Linked DNA regions of Homo sapiens: region 1 is linked to region 2. A link is a loop called in an ENCODE intact Hi-C map of the cell type or tissue named here. Cell type or tissue: CD4-positive, alpha-beta T cell. All regions are shown on one strand. Links, peaks and the distances in the headings refer to the core of each region. The heading gives the core; the rest is flanking DNA. Region 1 has its middle 8.6 kb from the start of CTRB2. Region 2 has its middle 19 kb from the start of MON1B.

What was found. Hi-C counts contacts between places; a loop is a spot of excess contacts. Peaks named below come from ENCODE experiments on the same cell type or tissue, not always from the same donor. Only the 100,000 strongest peaks of a DNase experiment are listed, where the experiment ranks them.
Region 1: a loop joins it to region 2, with 28 times the contacts of the local background. A loop is called at or near these places in 4 of 110 quality-filtered maps.

The regions. Positions count from the first base shown.
Region 1 is chr16:75,193,515-75,203,647 of GRCh38, forward strand. No RefSeq gene overlaps it. Among named protein-coding and RNA genes, the nearest start is that of CTRB2, 8.6 kb to the right of the region's middle. RefSeq lists enhancers at 4,298-4,798, 5,837-6,131, 7,983-8,062. In CD4-positive, alpha-beta T cell, for the core only: CTCF peaks have their summits at 5,993 (motif pointing right) and 6,193; DNase peaks (open chromatin) are centred at 6,027 and 7,907; H3K27ac peaks cover 458 bases; H3K27me3 peaks cover 407 bases.
Region 2 is chr16:77,167,308-77,177,440 of GRCh38, forward strand. No RefSeq gene overlaps it. Among named protein-coding and RNA genes, the nearest start is that of MON1B, 19 kb to the right of the region's middle. In CD4-positive, alpha-beta T cell, for the core only: CTCF peaks have their summits at 2,573 (motif pointing left), 4,636 (motif pointing left) and 4,841; DNase peaks (open chromatin) are centred at 2,534 and 4,624; H3K27me3 peaks cover 549 bases.

The sequences.
Region 1 (10,133 bases), core at 1,013-9,012, 2.0 Mb before region 2:
TCAACTCTGAGTCCATGCTCACTGTATTTGGCCATACAGCCCATTTTTATCCTGATATTTTAGAGATCTTTTTCCATTTCCATGGATATTTTTCATAACTGAACTGCGTATTGGGTTATGTCTTTATTTCTAAGTCTGAAGTTGGGACTCACCTACTTGGCCTCCAGCTATTCAGGAATCTGCGGTGGGAGGATTGCTTGAGCCCAGGAGGTCGAGAACCATGTTCCTACCACTCCACACCAGCCTGGGAGACAACGTGAGACTCTGTCTTTAAAAAAAAAAAAAAACCAACACCACACACACACACAAAGAAAAGAAAGGCCCAGAATCACATTCCCCAAAACCCACTTGGAGTGGTTGCACAGGCCGCCCCCGGGAGGGCTGGCACTTCCACTCTGTGGGGCTGATGCTGAGTGTGAGAAGACAGTGTCCCTGGAGGCCTGTGTCCCTGCAGATTGCTAAAGCCATCACTGCGAGTGAGAAGAATGGGCAGCAGATGGAGGTTTGGACAGGCAGAGTCCAGGCATCTGAAGGGCACAGGGAGGACTGCAGTGGTAAAAATCAAGCCAGACTTTTTCTGTGACTGGGAGCAGGCCATGGCGTGTGGGGCCTGGCTGCGTCAGGTGGTTTGGGTCTACCGGCCCAGGAGCAGCCTGCAGAAGGGGCACAGGATGGCCAGGCCTGGGCAAGGAAAGGGCAGCTGAGGGGTGCCCTGGTGAGACACCAGTGTCTCTGAGGGGCAGCCATTTAGCAGAATGGGTGATCACAGCAGGTAGACAAATGACCCCCTGCAGTGGGTCAGCCGCTGGGGATGCTCAGTGGTGGCTCCGTGTGGTCTCAGGAGGCCCAGTGCTGATGACTGGAACCACATTCTGACAGTAGTGACGGGACTAGGATCAGCCATGACAGTCAACAGGCATTGCTTTTCTGCCCTTGGCCGTGTACGCGGCTTGAGTTCTCTCATTCGGCAGTCAGATAACCCATGAGAGAAAGTCACCATTCTCGTCTTATAAATGAAGTAACTGAAGTTCAGAGAGGTTAAAGAATTTTCAAGGTGCGTGATGTGCTACAATACTAAGAATACGAGAAGTTAAGGCTGTATTAGAGCAACCACTGAAGAAAAAAAGGAACAGTATATCCAAAACACTAGTAGATAAATTAAAACTGAAATCAAACATTTTTAGGCCCAGTGCAGTGGCTCACACCTGCAATCCCAGCACTTCGGGAGGCCGAGACAGGCAGGCAGATCACTTGAGGTCAGGAGTTCAAGACCAGCCTGGCCAACATGAAACCCCATCTCTACTAAAAATACAAAAATTAGCTGGGAGTGGTGGTGGGTGCCTGTCATTTCAGCTACTCAGAAGGCTGAGGCAGGAGAATTGCTTGAACCTAGGAGGCGGAGGTTGCAGTGAGCCAAGATCATGCCACTACACTCCAGCCTGGGTGACAGAGCAAGACTTCTCTCAAAAAAAAGTATTTTTAACACAAAAGAGGGCAAGAAAGAAGAGGAGCCAAAATAGGGGAGGGAGTGGGAGAACAAAGTGAAGAGTAAAATGGTAGACCTAAAACAACCATAATAAAACGCAGAAATTGTCAAAGGGATAAAGATTCAAAGGCAAAGCCAAATTATATGTAGTACAAGAGTCATTTTAAATATAAAGACACAGGTGGACTGGGCACAGTGGGTCATACCTATAATCCCAGCAATTTTGGAGGCTGGGGCACCAGGATTACTTGGGGCCAGGAGTTCTAGTCCAGCCTGGGCAACATCGCCAGACCCCATCTCTTCAGAAAAAGTTTAACAGAAAAACTAGCTAGGCATGGTGGTGTGTGCACGGAGTTCCAACTACTCAGGAGGCTGAGATGGGAGGATTGCTTGAGCCCAGGAGTTTGAGGCTGCAGTGAGCTATGATAGCACCACTGTACTCCAGCCTGGGTAACAGAGCAAGACGCTGTCTCTGGAAAAAAAAATGAAAGATTTGCCCAAGGTAAAGACAGCCCAGACCTCGGTGGGGCTGCGAAGCAGGAATGGATAGAATGGGGACAGGTCCATGGCAGAGAAAGGATTTGGACCCAGAGTTGCAGATCCTAAAACCTAAGGTCTTTAACGGATACTGTATTTCCTACCTTCTGGCATGTTCCATGGCAGCATTCCGACTCCTACCAGGGAGCAGTCTTCAGATGTGACACAGCTTCACAGCTGTGCTGCCTTCCCTGAGCTAATACTTCCCCACTACTGGTCAAAAATGAGGTGACGTTTCTCTTAACCTCCTCTCTTTTTTAATATATCCTTCCCATCCCTCTACCCCGGGGACTCATTCTCCCAGCAGCTGCTGAACTCCTGTGTATCAGATTCTTACACTTGAGCATGCATCAGAATCACCTGGAAGGTATAATACACTAAAGGCCGGGCCCTGTCCATGCCATTTCTGAATCTGTACGCTGGCGTGGAGCCTGGGAATCTGCATTGCTAACAAGGTTCCCCAGGTGCTCGCACTCGGAGAAGCCCTGTGGGCGATTAAGCTTATTGCTTCACGAGACACTGAGAAACAGCTCCTGCCTCGAAGCCCACCATCGAGCTTGAAGACTGTCGGGTGAACAGATGAGTCCAACTGGGAGTAATTAGTTTCCAACAGAGGAAGCTCAGGTGCCCTGTGGGAGCACACAGGGGCAGCACCAGCCTCAGGTCAAGGGAAAAGCAGCCCGAGACAAACTTCCGGTGCCACAGAAAGCCAGATGGTTTCATGGAGGCCACCCAGCCCCCGTCACCCATCATGACTCTGCTTGCACAGTTTGAGCAATGCCATTGGTTTTGCCCGTGTGACCAACTCTTAGGCATCTCCATAGGGCCACAGGGCAGGCCCCCAGCTGTCGGCATTGCCTGGTCTTATGATCTCAGGCTCCCAGCACCCTCACTGCCCAGCAGCCTGTTCCATAGCAGCATCTCCCACCTTCTCCCTGACTTCTAGAGGGGAGCACCCCATGAGCTTAGCTGTGCCTGCCCTCTCACCAGCATGGTCACATTCCTGCTTTCGTAGACGAATGAATCTTCCGGGCCTTCCCATGGGCGTTCTGCCTCACAGGGCTTGTCCACACAACTGCCCACCTCTGAGCCTTTTAACGCCTCTTTCCACCATCTTATAGCAGCGCCAGCACCTCTCCTTTGCTTAGTGTGCTCTGCCTTCTGCCTGCTTCTAGGAGCCATCCGGCAGCACGGTGGCCCATTCCCTAGGGTCCTGAGCAAGGCATTAAGTCCTGTATCCTAGGAGAGTCCTCCCGAACTGATACCCCCACCTTTCTCCAGCTTCATGGGCTTTCCCCTTGGTTCAGCTCTCTCAGCACCCAGTTCTCATCACGTGTGCCCCGTCCCTGCAAGCGCTTTTTGGCTCCATTCTGCAGCTCCCTTGGTACAAGGTCCTTTTCCTCTCTTACCAGGCCTGGTGCCATCATGGCCAGGACTGGAAAGGAGAGAGATGCTGGGGTTAATGTCCTGCAGGAGGGAAGCCTCCGTCTCCTGTGAGGAAGGTACTCTCGCCCCGGTGGGAAGAGTGGGGCCACTTCTGTGCACTCCGGGCTTACGGGCTCGGGGGATTTGAGGTTTTGGGAGTACATCAACCCAGATGTCTGCATCTCATGCATCAGAGCCCTGCATCTGGCACAGCAGCCTGTCTAGGTGGAGCATTTAACCTTCTTGGGAGCTTGGCTGATCTTACAACTAAATCCTGGGTCTAGTCCTCAGCTTTCTCTACCTTGCAGCTGCAAGAGATAAAAACCTCTTTATGTGTTCCTAAGGTGGCTTTCACCCTTAGCTGTTAATTGCCTGTTAATCATTCTCAGCTTTTGTCATTTCCCAAAGTCTTTGTGTTTAGCAGCAACCACCTAGTTTAACTGTGGTTTTTGGGTTTGTGAGACAGGGTCTTGCTCTGTCACCCAGGCTGAAGTGCAGCGGCATCATCACAGCTCACTGCAACCTCGACCTCCCAGGCTCAAGAGATCCTTCTGCCTCAGCCTCCCAAGTAGCAGGGACTACACCACCACACCTGGCTAATTTTTATTTTTTATGGGGACGTGGGTCTTGCTATGTTGCCCAAGCTGGTCTTGAACTCTTAGGCTCCAGCAATTCTCTTACCTCAGCCTCCCAAAGTGCTGGGATTGCAGGCGCGAGCCGCTGCTCCTGGCCCTACGTTCTATAGGTATTCTCTCCCCTCATACCTCAAACTCCTGACACAGGGCACCCACTAGTGGATAGTGTTCCCCAGAATACCATTGCATTTCATCAGCAGTGGAAGCTTTCACAACCTCATTGCTACCGTGTGCCCGACCTATCTACGCTTCCTCTACCAACCATGAAGAGGTCCTCACTGCCAGCCTGGTAGTCAGCAGTCCAGCTCCAGAATCCCACCTCAGCATCCGCATTTTGCAGCTCACTCCCGGCACACACGATCATAGCTGGAGCTCCCCACAGGAAGTAGACTCTGAGATAAAGATGACCACACAGAAGTTTACTGGTACCCCAGGAGCAATACCTTTGGAACCGAAGACTCGTAGGGGTAGGGAAAGAGCAATGTTGGGCAGAGGAAGATAGAGCCTCAACATCGTCCCAAGTTTGGGTGAAAAGACTGGACCTTTAAAAAACCCTACTGACCAATCACTGGATGCAGCTGCCCAGAAAGGAGGCAGGACCCGAGGTCAAGATGATGCTCTTCAGCTGAGGAAACTCCCAAAGAGGACGGCAGCTGCGGACTGTCTGCTGTCCACAGCAGCGCGTGGGGAGGTCGGCCTGCAGTCCTGGAGGGAATCTGGGTGGCTAATCACGCAACCACTAGATTAGGTACAGATGCAGGCTGGTCCGAGACAGGATTCTCTTGCGACTGCTCCAGACGTTTCTGTTAGTAGAAAGCCAGATCACCCGATGGGCGGGGAGAGGCGCGTGCACTGTTTAACGTGGTCTAACTCAGACCAAGGGTGGGGGAACCCCCGCCCGAGGAGGAATCTGTTTTTAAGCTGAGATTAAATCAAGTGCGACCCCTGATTAAACTCAGCCTTTTGCTTAACTGTACTTGTCAATATAACACATAATTGGAAGCTTTTAAGCATATTTGGGACAATTTGGGTGTGAGTCTACCTTTTCAACTGTAAGTTTTACAAGATGTAAATGCAGATCGAGTATTTCTCATGAAAATGTAGCATCCAGGTGGAGATGTGATGGAAGTGCAAATTACACACTAGGTTTGAAAGAGTGTAAGAGTGTAAAATATATCATTAATAATTTTAAAATACTGATTACATGTTGAAATATGTAGATATATTGGGTTAAATAAAATATATTATTAAAATTCTTTTTTCTTTTTTTTTTTTTTTTGAGACGGAGTCTTGCTCTGTCGCCCAGGCTGGAGTGCAGTGGCGAGATCTCAGCTCACTGTAAGCTCCGCCTCCCGGGTTCATGCTATTCTCCTGCCTCCGCCTCCTGAGTAGCTGGGACTACAGGTGCCCGCCACCACACCCGGCTAATTGTTTTGTATTTTTAGTAGAGACGGGGTTTCATCGTGGTTTCATCGTGTTAGCCAGGATGGTCTCATCTCCTGACCTCGTGATCCGCCTGTCTCGGCCCCCTAAAGTGCTGGGATTACAGGCGTGAGCCACCGCGCCAGTCCCTCTTTTTTTTTTTTTTTTTTTTAAGAGACAGGGTCTCACCACCACACCCAGCTAATTTTTGCATTTTTTTTTTGTAGAGAAGAGGGTCTCACTATGTTGCCCAGACTGGTCTCGAACTCCTGGGCTCAAGCGATCCGCCCGCCTCAGCCTCCCAAAGGTGCTGGGATTACAGGCGTGAGCCACCGTGCCCGGCCTCTTTTTACTTTTTCAGTAGGGCTACCAGAAAATTTAAAATCATCCATTTGGCTCGCCTTGTATTTCTTTTGTATTTCTTTGAAACAACGCTGGGTTAGGAACAGTAAGGCATAGCTATATGCAGTTTTCATATTGGCCACCAGGTGGCAGCCTTATACCGGGTGGTTTTCAGACTCTTGGGAGGCCGGTGGGTGGAGCGGGGGACAGACGCAGATTTCACCAGCAAGTGAAAAAGTCCCTTAGCCAGGTTTGTGCTTGCTATTCCATTTTTATATTACTTACGCCTCACATTTATTTGTATGTAGATGGTTGTTGACATAATAAAATACATGTAATTTCCTCTGTGTTTAAGAGCAGTTCTCCCTCACTGAGCTGGGAGTTTCCTTAAGAAACCTGGCTCTTAATTATATAGAGAGAGACTGGGCGCGGTGGCTCTAATTATATATAGAGACACCCAGCGCGGTGGCTCACACCTGTAATCCCAGCACTTTGGGAGGCCGAGGTGGGTGGATCGCCTGAGGTCAGGAGTTCGAGACCAGCTTGACCAACATGGTGAAATACATGTCTCCACTAAAAATACAAAAATTAGCTGGGCATGGTGGCATGCACCTGTAATCCCAGCAACTCAGGAGGCTGAGGCAGGAGAATTGCTTGAACCTGGGAGGAAGAGGTTGCAGTGAGCTGAGATTGCACCACTGCACTCCAGCCTGGGCAACAGAGTAAGACTCCATCTCAAAAAAAGAAAAAAAAATACACACACACACACACAGAGAAAGACAGGGTGACAGGGTCTTGCTCTGTCACCCATGCTGCAGTGCAGTGGTGTGATCATAGCTCACTGCAGCCTCGAACTCCTGGGCTCAAGTGATCCTCATGCCCCAGCCTCCTGAGCAGCACATTACAGGTGCCACCCGCTGCACCCAGCTACTTTTTCTTTTTTTTAAAGGAGTCTCACTATGTTGCCCAGGCTAGTCTCAAACTCCTGGCCTCAAACAATCCACCCGCCTCTGCTTTTTTTTTTTTTTTTGAGACAGTCTCACTCTGTTGCCCAGGCAAGAGTGCAGTGGCACCATCTTGGCTCATTGCAACCTCTTGCCTCCTGGGTTCAAGCAATTCTTGTGCCTCTGCCTCCTGCGTAGCTGGGATTACAGGCATGTGCCACCACGCCTGGCTAATTTTTGTATTTTTGGTAGAGATGGGGGTTTCACCATGTTGGCCAGGCTGGACTCGAACTCCTGACCTCAGATGATCCGCCTGCCTCTGCCTCCCAAAGTGCTGGGATTACAGGTGTGAGCCCCTGCGCCCGGCCGGCTTGATACTATTTTTAATAGTCGACTTTGGATCCCACTCCTGTGCCCAAGCTCTCTCTCATTTTGCTTTTCCCCTCTTCACACATCCATTCTCCAAGTTAATTTCTCTTCATGTCCTTATAATTAAATTCCATCTATAACCTTAATTCCAACCTATTAGACGCATCATCAGAACGGCTGACAGTGCACGGGCAGAGAAAGGTATTAGGAAAGCCAGTGAAGTAGAAAATGCAGGAGGGAGCCCATTCCATTCCTGCCAAGATGCCGGGTTAGTGTGGAATGTTGGCTGCCCCCCAGGACCAGCCATGATAGATTTTTTTTAGATGGAGTCTCACTCTGTCACCAGGCTGGAGTGCAGTGGCAAGATCTCGCCTCACTGCAACCTCTGCCTCCTGGGTTCAAGCGATTCTCCTGCCTCAGCCTCCTGAGTAGCTGGGACTACAGACACCCACTACCACACCTGGCTAATTTTTGTATTTTAATAGCAATGGGGTTTCACCATGTTGGCCAGGATGGTCTCAATTTCCTGACCTCATGATCTGCCCTCCTCGGCCCCCAAAAGTGCTAGGATTACAGGCGTAAGCCACCATTCCCAGCCCATGATGGATCTTTAGAGGGAAACATCAAGAGACAGGAAGACCTGGGAGAAGAAGCAAAGATCGGAACCTGTGGTTACGTGGGGAGGCTAGAGCTGTGGCCCAAGGCAGAAGGCTGTGAACTCGGCTGTGCAAGGAAAAAACAGGAAGTGAGCACCAGGGTTCTGCTCTGCTTCCGACCCAGCTCCAGGGCTTTGGGGCAATGGGTGCCTGCCCCTGGCCTGCAGGTGCCCTCAGGATAAAGTGGGTCATGCCGAGGCACTGTACAGGGGAGGAAATGAAAAAGACTTAGAACTATAAAGTGTGTATCAAATTGCAATAAAAAAGGCCAGGTGTGGTGGCTCACACCTGTAATCTCAGCACTTTAGGAAGCCGAGGTAGGTGGATCAGTTGAGGTCAGGAGTTTGAGACCAGCCTGGCCAACATGGTGAAACCCTGTTCTTACTAAAAATACAAAAATTAGCCAGGCATGGTGGTGGACACCTGTAATCCCAGCTATTTGGGAGGCTGAGGAGGGAGAATCACTTGAACTCAGGAGAGGTTGCAGTGAGCAGAAATCATGCCACTGCATTCTAGTCTGAGCATAAGAGCAAGACTCCATCTCAAAAAAAAAAAAAAAAAAAATACAATGAAAGCAGTGTTTGGAGGAAAGCTTGCCTCCTGAAATACTTTTATGAGAAAAGAACACACTGAAAATTACTGAGCTGAGTATCTAAATTTGTGATGTTAAAAAATCACAAATGGATACATACAGATTAGGAAGCCAGCATTACCCTGATACAAAAGCCAGATAAAAACATCAGAAGAAAATTACCAACCAGTATCTCTCATGAATATAGATGCAAAAACCTTCAATAAAGTACTAGCAAACTGAACCCGACAGCATATTAAAAGGATTATACACCATGATGAAGTGGGAGTTATCCCAGCATGCCAAGCGCTATAGGAAATAACAAGAAAATCCATCAGCGTAATATGCATTAATTGAATGAAAGGGGAAAATCACGTGATCACTTAAATTGATGCAGAAAAGGCCTTTGACAAGATCCAACACCCTTCATGATAAAAAGCACTCAGAGGCTGGGCGCGGTGGCTCACGCCTAATCCCAGCACTTGAGGACGCCGAGGCGGGTGGATCACCTGAGGTCAGGAGTTTGAGACCAACCTGACCAACATGGTGAAACCTCCTCTCTACTAAAAATACAAAAAATAGCTGGGTGTGGGGGCTCACGCCTACAATGCCAGCTACTGAAGAGGCTAAAGCAGGAGAATCTCTTGAACCCAGGAGGTGGAGGTTGCAGTGAGCCGAGAAAGCGCCATTGCACTCCAGCCTGGGCAACAAGAGCAAAACTCCATCTCAAAAAAAAAATAATAAAATAAGTTAGCCGGGCATGGTAGCATAGGCCTGTACTCCAAGCTACCTGGGAGGCCGAGACACGAGACTCACTTGAACCTGAGAGATGGATGTTACAGTGAGCTGAGAGCGAACCTCTGCACTCCTGCCTGGGCAAGAAAGCAAGACTCTAAAAAAGACTGTCTAAGAACCCCATGCAGGCTGAGTCAAGGAAACTAAGAAACTAAGCATCTTGGTAAACCAACGAAAATCAAAGGTAAAATCTTAAAAGCATCCAAAGAAAATCCATTAAACCTTTTTAAAAAGCAACAGTAAATCACTGACTTCTCCACGAATCAACAGAAGCCAGGAGACACTGAAACACCTTCCAAGTCCAAATATCCATGTACATACCCACATGCACGTCTCAACAAAAATTATTTTTCAGAGTGACAGGCAACTTTTACAAGATCAAAATGAATAAATATCTTTTCAGACAGTGGAACAACAGGAGAATTTTCTCCAACAAAATTTTCACTGCATTAAAGGAAAGACTAAAAGTTTCCAGAGAGAGAGAGACCGCCAATCCGGACACATCCTGGGAAAGGAACCGGCCCCCTCCATGGCCTGGCCGAAGTGATGGAAGCTGAGCGTGAGGAAGCCTCAAGATCTAACTGCAGAGGCCGAGCGCGGTGGCTCATGCCTATGATCCCAGCACTTTCGGAGGCCGAGGCAGGCAGATCACCTGAGGTCAGGAATTTGAGACCAGTCTGAACAACATAGTGAAACCCCATCTCTACTGAAAATACAACAATTAGCCGGGCGTGGTAGTGAGTGCCTATAATCCCAGTTACTTGAGAGGCTGAGGCAGAAGAATGGCTTGAACCCAGGAGGCAGAGGTTGCCGTGAGCCAAGATGTCACTGCACTCCAGCCTAGGCAGCAGAACAAGACTCTGTCTCAAAAAAAAAAAAAAAAAAAAAAAAAAAAGTCTAACTGCAGGGTCACAGAAAATGCAGAGAGGGAGGCGGGGAAGAGTGTGGGAG
Region 2 (10,133 bases), core at 698-8,697:
ACAGTTTCCAGTGACAATGGAGCAGGCTATTAGGTAGAGGCTGTTTCAGGTGACTTTTCCTCTCAGCATGGCCGTTTCTGATTCTCCAAGGTATTGTTGGCCACCTGGGCCATTGAACTGTCTCTACCTCCAGTATTGTTCTGACTTAAACACAGACACAATGGAGGGGAGGAGGGGAGGGATGCACAAGGACCATCTACTCTGATTGCTCCTGTGTATGTAGTCCCTAAAATTCCCCCCATCAGATGGCTCCAGCTTCCCTAATTTCTAGGTTTAGAGTGTGGATGATACCCGTATTTTGTAGTTGAGCTCCCGTTAATATTCCTGAACGCATTTTGCTTTGCTATCACCACTTCAATATGATCCTTTCTGATTTCAGACTTTTAGGGATCGCATACAATTTTCTGGTCCTCCAATGTAGCTACAGATTGACTTATTAGGTTTCACACATATTTCTAATCATCTCTAAGGAGTGGAACAGGGAAAGACAAAGAAGGGGCTCCTGCTTGAGTGCAGTCTACCAAGTACTTCTTGGCTTGAGTCTTTGGTGCTTACAGAGAGAGAGAGAGAGAGAGAGGCAGAAGGGAGAAAGGGAGGGAAGGAGGGAAGGGGAGAGGCAGAATGACAAATTTTAGAGAAAAGTGTGTGTTGTATAATCTTGGAGGGGAATAAGGAAAGGTAAAAAAATACAAAGGCTTGAATCAAATAATAGAATAAATGATCTTCATCAGTTGCATTTTCTCTGCCTCTGAACCTTTTCTGGGGGAGAGGGACAATAAAGAAAAATATTTCCTGAAACAGCAAAATGTGTATTATACTTATGCCCCATGGTACTATATCTTATTTGTCCCAATTCTATGATAAAATTGAAAATTCAAATCTGTTTCTAAAAGAAGCACTGATCACTACTCTGGAATATCAAGCACAGAATACCTATAGTCATGTAGCCAGACGTACCATTTAAAATCACTCAGCAGAAAATTCCAAAAGTTAAATAAGTCTAGCCCCAGTCATCTCTCAGTATAATCGAAAAATAACCTTTTTGGATGGCTGTTGGAAGGGAAGAACATGGAAGGTCTGCAGTTCAATGGAAAGAAAACTGAGGTTGTCTTGTAGTGGAGACCAATGGCAGATAACGTGCTCTGAAAAAGGTGTAAGCCAAATAATCTCCATCATTTTGGTTTCATGGGGAATAAATGAAGATGACTATCTGGATCTCAGTTTTGGCTCCTCTGGTAGCTGGCTTTGTGACCTTGGGTAGGAGGTTTAACCTGTCTATCAGTTCCATCAGTTATAAAAATAGGCATAATTATATTTCCCTCATGGATTGCTATAAAGATTGAGCCAGGTAGTGTCTGTAAATAAGCTAGCTCAATCCCTGACATAATATGAGCTTAATGAATATTATATTTTTTCCTCTTAGTCTGAGTATATCTATTACTTCTGTTGGAAAAGAGTCTTGATTTTAACTACAAATATTGTTGCAGCCAACTGTGAGTTGAGACAGGAGCTTAGAAGAGGGCTCCCATTAGGCTTCTCAGTTTCCCTAAAAATGTCAAATATGGAATTTTAATTTTCCAAGACTCAGAAGTAAGGAGTTGTTCTTACCTCACAGGACTGTGTAAGTAGAAAATTAAACTATGTAAAACACCTTGCACTGTATAGCATTGAACGCATACTGTATGTGGGTGTGGCCCATTGAAGAAATTATTGCCAGCCACAAAGTTATGAACATATTCTCCTAAATCCTGTCTAGCATCGCGATTGTTTTCTCTCTCACAGTGAGAAACCCATCTGGAAAATCCATTTACAACCCATCTGGAATTGATTTTTGTTTATGGTATGGGAAAGGGAGTTTATAATAATTAATGATATTTATAAGACAAAACCAGCAAAATACTCAAGACCACCTAATTGTTCAGTAGACTCTTTTTGATTCATGAGACACTCACGACCTTGTCCCTCCAAAATTACCAGGTTGCCACAGCACTCTGTCTTCCTTCCTTCCTCCTGCCTATGTCAAATTCTCTTTCCCACTCTTCAAGCTTCCTATATAAGCAGACACATCCAGCCAGCAAAAGAGATTGCCTATCTGTCCTTCTGAAGCACTCATCCATCATAAAAGATGGTCCTGGAAAATCTCTAAAAGGTTGAAGTATGGGCTTTTCACAGTGGGAAGAGCCACATCACACCCTGATCCTTCTTTCTAATCTTCTGTTCATATAGGCTTGGCAGGAAATAAGAATTGGATGATGATTGAGGCAGCACAGAGAACTTGGAGACTTCTCTAGGGGTCTAGGGTTTGACCCTAGTCGTTTGGTCTCTGATACCTGCTTCTGGGTTCCGTTTATCAATTACCAGGACACCAGACAAGTGTCACAGGTCAACCTCCCATCATGCTTGGGTGGGCATACAAGGAAGAAAGGGCAGTAAAAACACGTAGCTGAGGCCAAATATATATGGTGACCACTTGTCAGTTTCACCAGCAGATTTACCTGCTCACAGGCTTAGAGAAAGGAGGAGTGCTAGCGCCCCCTGCAGTACAGAATCAAGAATCCCTAGTACCCAGGAGAGCATCAGTGATTCAGACTGAGGGCACATCGGGTAGGAGGCTCTCAGCACCCCTAAAAATTGCAAAACTAAAAAACTTCTCGCAGCTGAGAAGCTGGAGATAATGTTCATTTAAAAAAAACTGAGTAATCTCTGTTGTCAAAGAGCTATGTGACACCTGAAAAAATAGTATGCCAATATTTGGGGAGGAAAAAAAATAAAGCAAAACAGGAATTAAAAGAAAAAGAACACTTCTATCTCAAAAGACACAGCTTTTCCCAATTTTGAAAATGTGAATTACAGCCAACGTATTAAGTCCCTTGAAATTAGCAGGTTATAAAGAGCTGATACAGCCTTATCTAAAGAAAGCAAGAACAGCCCCATTACAACAGAAAAACAAAACAAAAAACTTCTAAATCATGCATGGCCTGAGATAAAGAAAAATTAAGGTCTTTGCATAACATTGCCCCAGAACTAAGCCTAGCAATATATTTTCCTGAGGAACCTGGAATGGGGGCCAAGTCAGATTTTCTTGTGTGGCAGAATACCTAATGGGAATTTTTAGAGCTGTGGATGGCTGGGAATTTTTAGAGCTGTGGATGGCCAGGAATTTTACTAAGAAGCAGGAAAAGTTGTGGGCAAAGAAACAAGAATAATGATGCATGGAGAGAAGTATAGGCAGGGGTTGGGTGTCAGAGAAAAAGAGTTTTCAGAATCTTTCTTTCCAGTTTCTGCTTCCATTTTTCCTGGAGTTCAGCCATTTTCCATCATGCCCGCCATGACTTAACTTTAACTGATTTCATAGCCACTTTTTCAACGAGATGACTGGGATTGGTTTCTCCTACTTTCAACCAAGAATCCTGACCACCATAGTGGGTTTTAGGAGATGGGCCAGTGAGTGGGGAGGCTGTTCTCTGGGCACAGGACCCTGACACAGACATCCCAGCACTGACAAAGCTCATTCCTCCCCAGGGATGCTGAGCTGCTGCAGGAAGCTCTTGAACATCAAGTTATGCCAGCAGAAAAAGACATCAGATTGGAAGAATGTGGGTGATGTTTTGCCTGTGGAGGGGGTGGAGGATAGCCTTGGATCCCTTGAAGCCCCTAGGACATGGGTTTAGCCACCCCATGGCACTACAGAGGGTCACGTGATCTGGAGCTAGCAGGATAGTGCTGGTTTAGAATATTCTGCTGACATCGTCCTAGCTATCGTCACAGTGTTTCCTTAAGCATTAATTTATGGTCACAGTTACTGTAACACAGCTAAAATTTTTTACCATATCTACTCTTTCTAATGGTCTAATAATGAGAAGGTTTTTAGCACACGTGTCACAGGGTCAAGAGAGCAATTACTTTTCATCTGAATTCATAAAACCCTTATTATACTAACACAAAGCACCATATTTTTAATTCCATGTAGTATAAATAAATAAAAAGAAAATAGCCACGAGCATTTTTCTAACCATATGACCTTGAGCAAGTTACGTGAACTCTGTGGAGATCTGTGTACTTTTCTGTAAAACAGATTTACTGAGCATTGCATCATATAATTATTGTGATGATTAAATAAATTTATTCTATAAAGTGCTTAGCACAGTGCCTGGCACATGGTAAAGTGCTGAGTAAATATCAGCTCTTTTTATTACTGGAAGTACCTGGCTTTCCCCATTGACTTGATTTCAGAGGCAGATGAATTCTCCCTTATCCAAAATTATTTCATACACCACTCTGGCCACCAGAGATTCATTCACACTTTGAGTTGTCAAATAATTTCTATTGTTATGCAGAAAATCCTAGTAGAAACCATAAAATGCTACTTAATAGTCATTCAAGCTTTTTATAAAATAGTTTTCAAAGTAAATTGTTTCCTTTATGGGTTTTAATGACGAGAAGGATGAGATTAACCACAGGACTCTGGAGAGAGGTACAGATTTGGGGGATTTACATGGGGGTGGACTGATATCACAATGATCCCTAATTTTCTATATTCACCAGGCAGATGAGCTGGTCTCAGAAATACTCAAGTCTCAAAATCTTTGGAACATATGCTTCCATATCAGGTACATGGGTTTTTTCTGCCATCTAGTGGCCACCTTTGATAAAGACAGTCATCTTTATGTGAGCAAAGGTTTCCCACCTAGAGCACTACATAGGAAACTCCCAGGCTCCCAGGCATCTTTTTCAGTTTACACTTTTCAGGGAGTTCCCCTAAAATTGCCTCTGAAATTGGAATAAAAGCAAAGGTCCTAGTCCTCAGGGAGGCACAAAGCTAGGATAAGTTGTTAGAATAGCACTAGCTGAGCCACTGATTCTCTGGGTGGCTGCCAGCTAAGTCTCTTTTCCTTCCCCAACCTGTTTTCTCATCTATAAGATAAATCACACTGGCGGGTCCCTGTTAGCTCTAATACTCTGGTGTTCTGAGTCCCTCCAATTTTAAATCTTTATTTGGACAAGCATGTCTATACTTGCCTCATTAATTAAAGTAAATCGAGGAGAAATTATAACATCTAGACAACGAAGTTGCTATTCCCTAGGACAACTCAGCGATAAGGTAGTTGAGTATCATGTTTCTGACATCATCTTCCTCTTGGGGAAGGTTTTCCTTTTCAATTTCCTTGTAGAGACTGTATGAATCATGGCTTCATTTATCCTAAAGTCCATAAGTAAAATGCAGATTATCAATGAGCAAGTTGTTTATTTCAAATATGTAGATACTCCTTGACAAATTCTCAAAAGGTTTTATCGCACTGATAATGGACAGTAATCTATTTGATGGGGTTTATTTAAATCGCAATTTTCTATTCTCCGTGCCACAGAAATGGCTTAAGTCCTCCCAAGCTTTTATTCGAAGGACTGACATATTCTCATTAGCATCCCACCTGCTTCTAAAATCTCTTTCCTTTCATCGTTATTCCATCCAAAAATCAGGAGAGAATAATCTTTTTCATTCTTCTTTTTAATTGACAAATAAAAATTATATATATTGATGGTGTCCAACATGCTGTTTTGATATATGTATAGATATTGTGAAATGGCTAAATCAAGCTAATTAAATATGCATTACCTTCACATACTTAACATTTCTTTTTTTTTTTTTTTTTGCAATACAAACACTTAAAATCTACTCTCTTAGCAATTTTCAAGTTTGCCATACTTCTACCCAAAGATTCCACTGGCTTCCTGCCACCATCCTTCAGTCTAAAACTGTATCATGCTGTTCCTGGCATTCTTTGATCAGGGCCTATGAGAGAAATTTATTTCCTGCTTCCTGGGCATTCAGATTCCCAGCAGCTGCAACAACCTGAACTTCCTTTGGACAATTACTCCTTATGATGACTTGAGTGATCTTGGCCTCACTTTCAAGCCCAGGGTGAACCTTCATTGCCTTGGCCCATTCTAAATGAATCATTTCCTGGCCATAGTGATTGGTTCTGGCATGGACACATATCTAACCAGAGTCAATGAGATTTCCACTGAGACTTCTGAGAAATAGATTCTCTCCCATCCCTTCTGGACTTAAAGCAAGACATATGTAGCCACAGAAGCAGCTAGAGCCCTCTTGAGACCTGGAGGGAGAAACTGCTAGAAAATGGAGTATACATCAAGGAAGAAGAGGAAGGAATGAAGAAAGAAACTGAATCTTGGCCACATCATTGGAGCCCTGGATCAACCCTCACCTGAAGATTGCCCTCACCTTCTTTTCAACTCACCAATGAAGTGTTTTCATTGTTTAAGGCAGTTCAAGTTGGGTTTTCTGCAATTTAAAATAATAATAATACTAATAAAATCTATAGCTCATGTGGGTTCCAAGCAACCTTTCCATGTGTTTCACCTTAGTTTTCATAGATGCTTTTCTTCCAGTTTTGCCAAACTAATGGAGAATACTCAGGCAGAAGAGACAGTGTGGTTTACTCTAAGAACTCATCCAAGTTCTGAGAGTACTGAGTTGATCATTAATAATTGGACCTAGGTATGTGGGAGAAGGCAGAGACAAGGGTGACCCCAAGGTGAGGGACATAAGTCACTGTGGGACTAACTTCTGGTAACATTAAGAGAAGAAACAAGTTTGGGAAAAGGAGATGAGTTTCCATTTGGAACAACTTGAATTTAAGTAGACTTATCCTTTTGAGCTGCAAACGTTGACCTGTCTGCATCCTCCAGAAAACTGGAAGTTTGTTAAGGGCAGGGACTGTGGGCTCTAAATCTTCAATCATCTCCCACAGGACCCCAATAAATATGTATTCTAATAATAAGAAAATAAAATCAATGAAATATAAGTTACCCAAAAATAATTAGAGAACAGTGAAGTCCCAGTCTCCTCTTTGGGCCTGATGATTACGTCTGTCAAATGTTCAGAAAAATTCTGAGATGCCTGCTGGAGAGAACGAGTTCTGTCAGTAGAGGAGGCAGCATTGAAGCTGTACTTGTAATATTTATTTGGAAGGAGAGGAGTACCCCATCCCGGAGGAAGGGCTTGAGCAAAGGCACTCCTGCTCCCTATCTGACTGGGGAATACCACTTGTAGGGTACAGAATCATACCATTATTTCAGAAAACTGAGGAGAGAGCTGGAGTAATACTACCAGTAAGAGATCCCACTTCACCTGACAATGACCCATCAGAGTGGTCAGAGAATCAGAGGCTACACAGAAGGGACTGTGCTTGGAGAAATAGGTCACAGATAATTAAACAAAAGAAGAATTTTTGTTTGTTTGTCTTTGAGACGGAGTTTTGCTCTTACGCCCAGGCTGGAGTGCAGTGGCCAGCGATCTCAGCTCACTGCAAACTCTGCCTGCTGGTTTCAAGCAATTCTCCTTCCTCAGCCTCCCGAGTAGCTGCGATTACAGGAGTCCACCACCACGCCCAGGTAATTTTCATATTTTTAGTAGAGACGGGGTTTCACCATGTTGGCCAGGCTGGTCTCGAACTCTTGACCTCCTGATCCACCGACTTGGCCTCCCAAAGTGCTGGGATTACAGGCGTGAGCCACCACACCCGACCAAAGAGGACTCTCTTTAATAATGCCCGTTTTTGTAGGAGTAAGATGGAATCTCATTGTGGTTTTAATTTGCATTTCCCTGATGATTAGTGATATTGAGCATTTTTTATATGATTTTTGGCCATTTGTATGTCTTCTTGAGAAATGTCTATGGTGGGAACGTAAATTAGTCCAACGTCTATGGAAAACAGTATGGAGATTACTTAAATAACTAAAAGTAGGTCTACCATCCAATCCAGAAATCCCACTACCCAAAGGAAAAGAAGCCATATAAAAAAAAGACACATGCACTCATATGTTTATTGTAGCACAATCCACAGCTGCAAAGATGTGGAACCAACCTAAGTGCCCATTGGCCCATGAGTGGATAAAGAAAATATGGCATATATACATCATAGAATACTACTCAGCCCTAAAAAGGAATGAAATAATGTCTTTTCCAGCAACTCGAATGGAGCTGGAGGCCATTATTCTAAGTGAAGAAACTCAGGAATGGAAAATCAAATACCATATGTTCTCACTTATAAGTGGGAGCTAAGCTATGAAGATGCAAAGGCATGCAGAGTGATTTAATGGACTTTGGAGACTCGGAAGAAGGTGGGAGAGGGATGTAGGATAAAAAACTACATAGTAGATAGAACAAGCACTACTCGGATGATGGGTGCACTAAAATCTCAGAACTCGCCACTGTATAATTCATCCACTTAACCAAAAACCATTTGGGGGCCAAAAGCTATCGAAATAAGATATATGTGATATCATATATATATGTTAAAATATTTTTTAAAAAGAAGATTCTAAACAGCAACTTTCTACCTCCTTCAGCTGACTCAGGAGACCATTAAGTGTGTCTCTATTGAAATCCAAAGAAGGAGAAATGAGGCAGATAGTGCTGATGCTATGGGCTTCTTTTTTCTGATTACATACAAGATGGAGTGAAGGAAGAAGTGACTTTGACCCATTCCGATAAACAAATCCAGAAGTCAATTGCATTGGTTTGTTGTCTTAATGATAAAGGAATTTTCCAGGGGGAAAGTTATAAGGAAAATATCTATTTAAAGAGGAAAAGTCTAACACCCATAATTGTTTCAAATTTAAGAAAAAAAAATCTTCAAAAGGAAAGCATTACTTCTAAGCTACGCGTTCCATATGCATTTTAAAAAGAAAATATGGGACAACCTAAAGCAGCTTTCTGTCAGCTATTGGAAATTTGCATGAGAATGATCAAAAAGGCCCTCTTCCCTCTCTCTGAGATGTATAAAGTCGTATCAGTCTCTTCTCAAAAGGCTTTCTGAGTAGGCAGTTACTCCTCTATCAAAACTGTTTACACTTGCAGGCAATATAACTCTCATGGCTGGTTTTATGAATTTCTTAGCCGTCTGAAAGGAAGTAGTTTGAAACATTAGAAAACCTATTCAAATCTTATTTTGCTGGCAGCAGGTAACTTGGAAATGGTTTTGTGCTCCTTCTTCTTTCCTAATTCTTTGAAGAGTGATGATACTGACGGGCTTCATTACTTCCACAGGGAAACAGATCTGGAGACCTGTGAAGACAAAGTTACTCACCCGTCATGTGAGGGTGTCATACACATGCTAGGTGTCATACAACACCTAGCATGATGAATGCTGCAATTTACACCGTCTAAGTTTTTGGTGGCCAGATGAGATTTATCCAAAAGAATACTGAGATAATTGTGGCCTGGAAATTGCTCATGTTTTTGCATTTTAATAGGAACACTGTAAGGGAGAGCTAAAGTGGGGAGGAATAGTAGATAAGGCGTGGGATTGGGTGGCATGAAATCTCACATGCGAATTCAAGTTTGACTTGGCTAAATAATTTAAACTTTCTAAACATCTGTGTACTTCAACTCTAAAATGGGTTGGCTATATCCATTCCAAAGGGTTGTTCTGGAGATGAAACAAGATAATGTATCTATATGTAATATATGTACATATTATATAAGATAATGTATATATGTAATATATACATAATATATAACATAATGTATATATATCAGACATTCTCTCTATATTACACAATATTGGTTCGATGGATTGATGGTGGTGGTGGTGGCAGTGGTGTTATTATTCTTACTATCCTTTAAGTATCCAATGAAAGAAAACATTTAAGTGAGTTAGTCAATTCTGAATTATCCATGATGATGGCAAAGGGTTAGAGTAGGAATTAATGTCATAGACAAGTAACATTATTCAAACATTATTGAAAACCAGCATTGTTTAATGTAGGATTTAATTATTGTTATGTTATTTAAAGTTAATGTATACTCATTTTCAAATATGTTTTAACATATAAAAAGCTGTTCATTTTTAAGTATACAACTTGATGAGTTTGGGGATAAGTATATACCCATAAAACTCTCACCACTACCAAGGCACAAATATATCCATCACCTCCCAAAATTTCCTCCTGTCTTCTTTATTATTATTATTTTTGGTGGTAAGAACACAACACCTACCCTTTTAGCAAATTTTAAGCATACAATACAATATTGTTAGCTGTAGGTTTTATCGTGTATAGCAGCTCACCAGAACTTACCTTGTGTAAATAAAACCTTGTAGGCATTA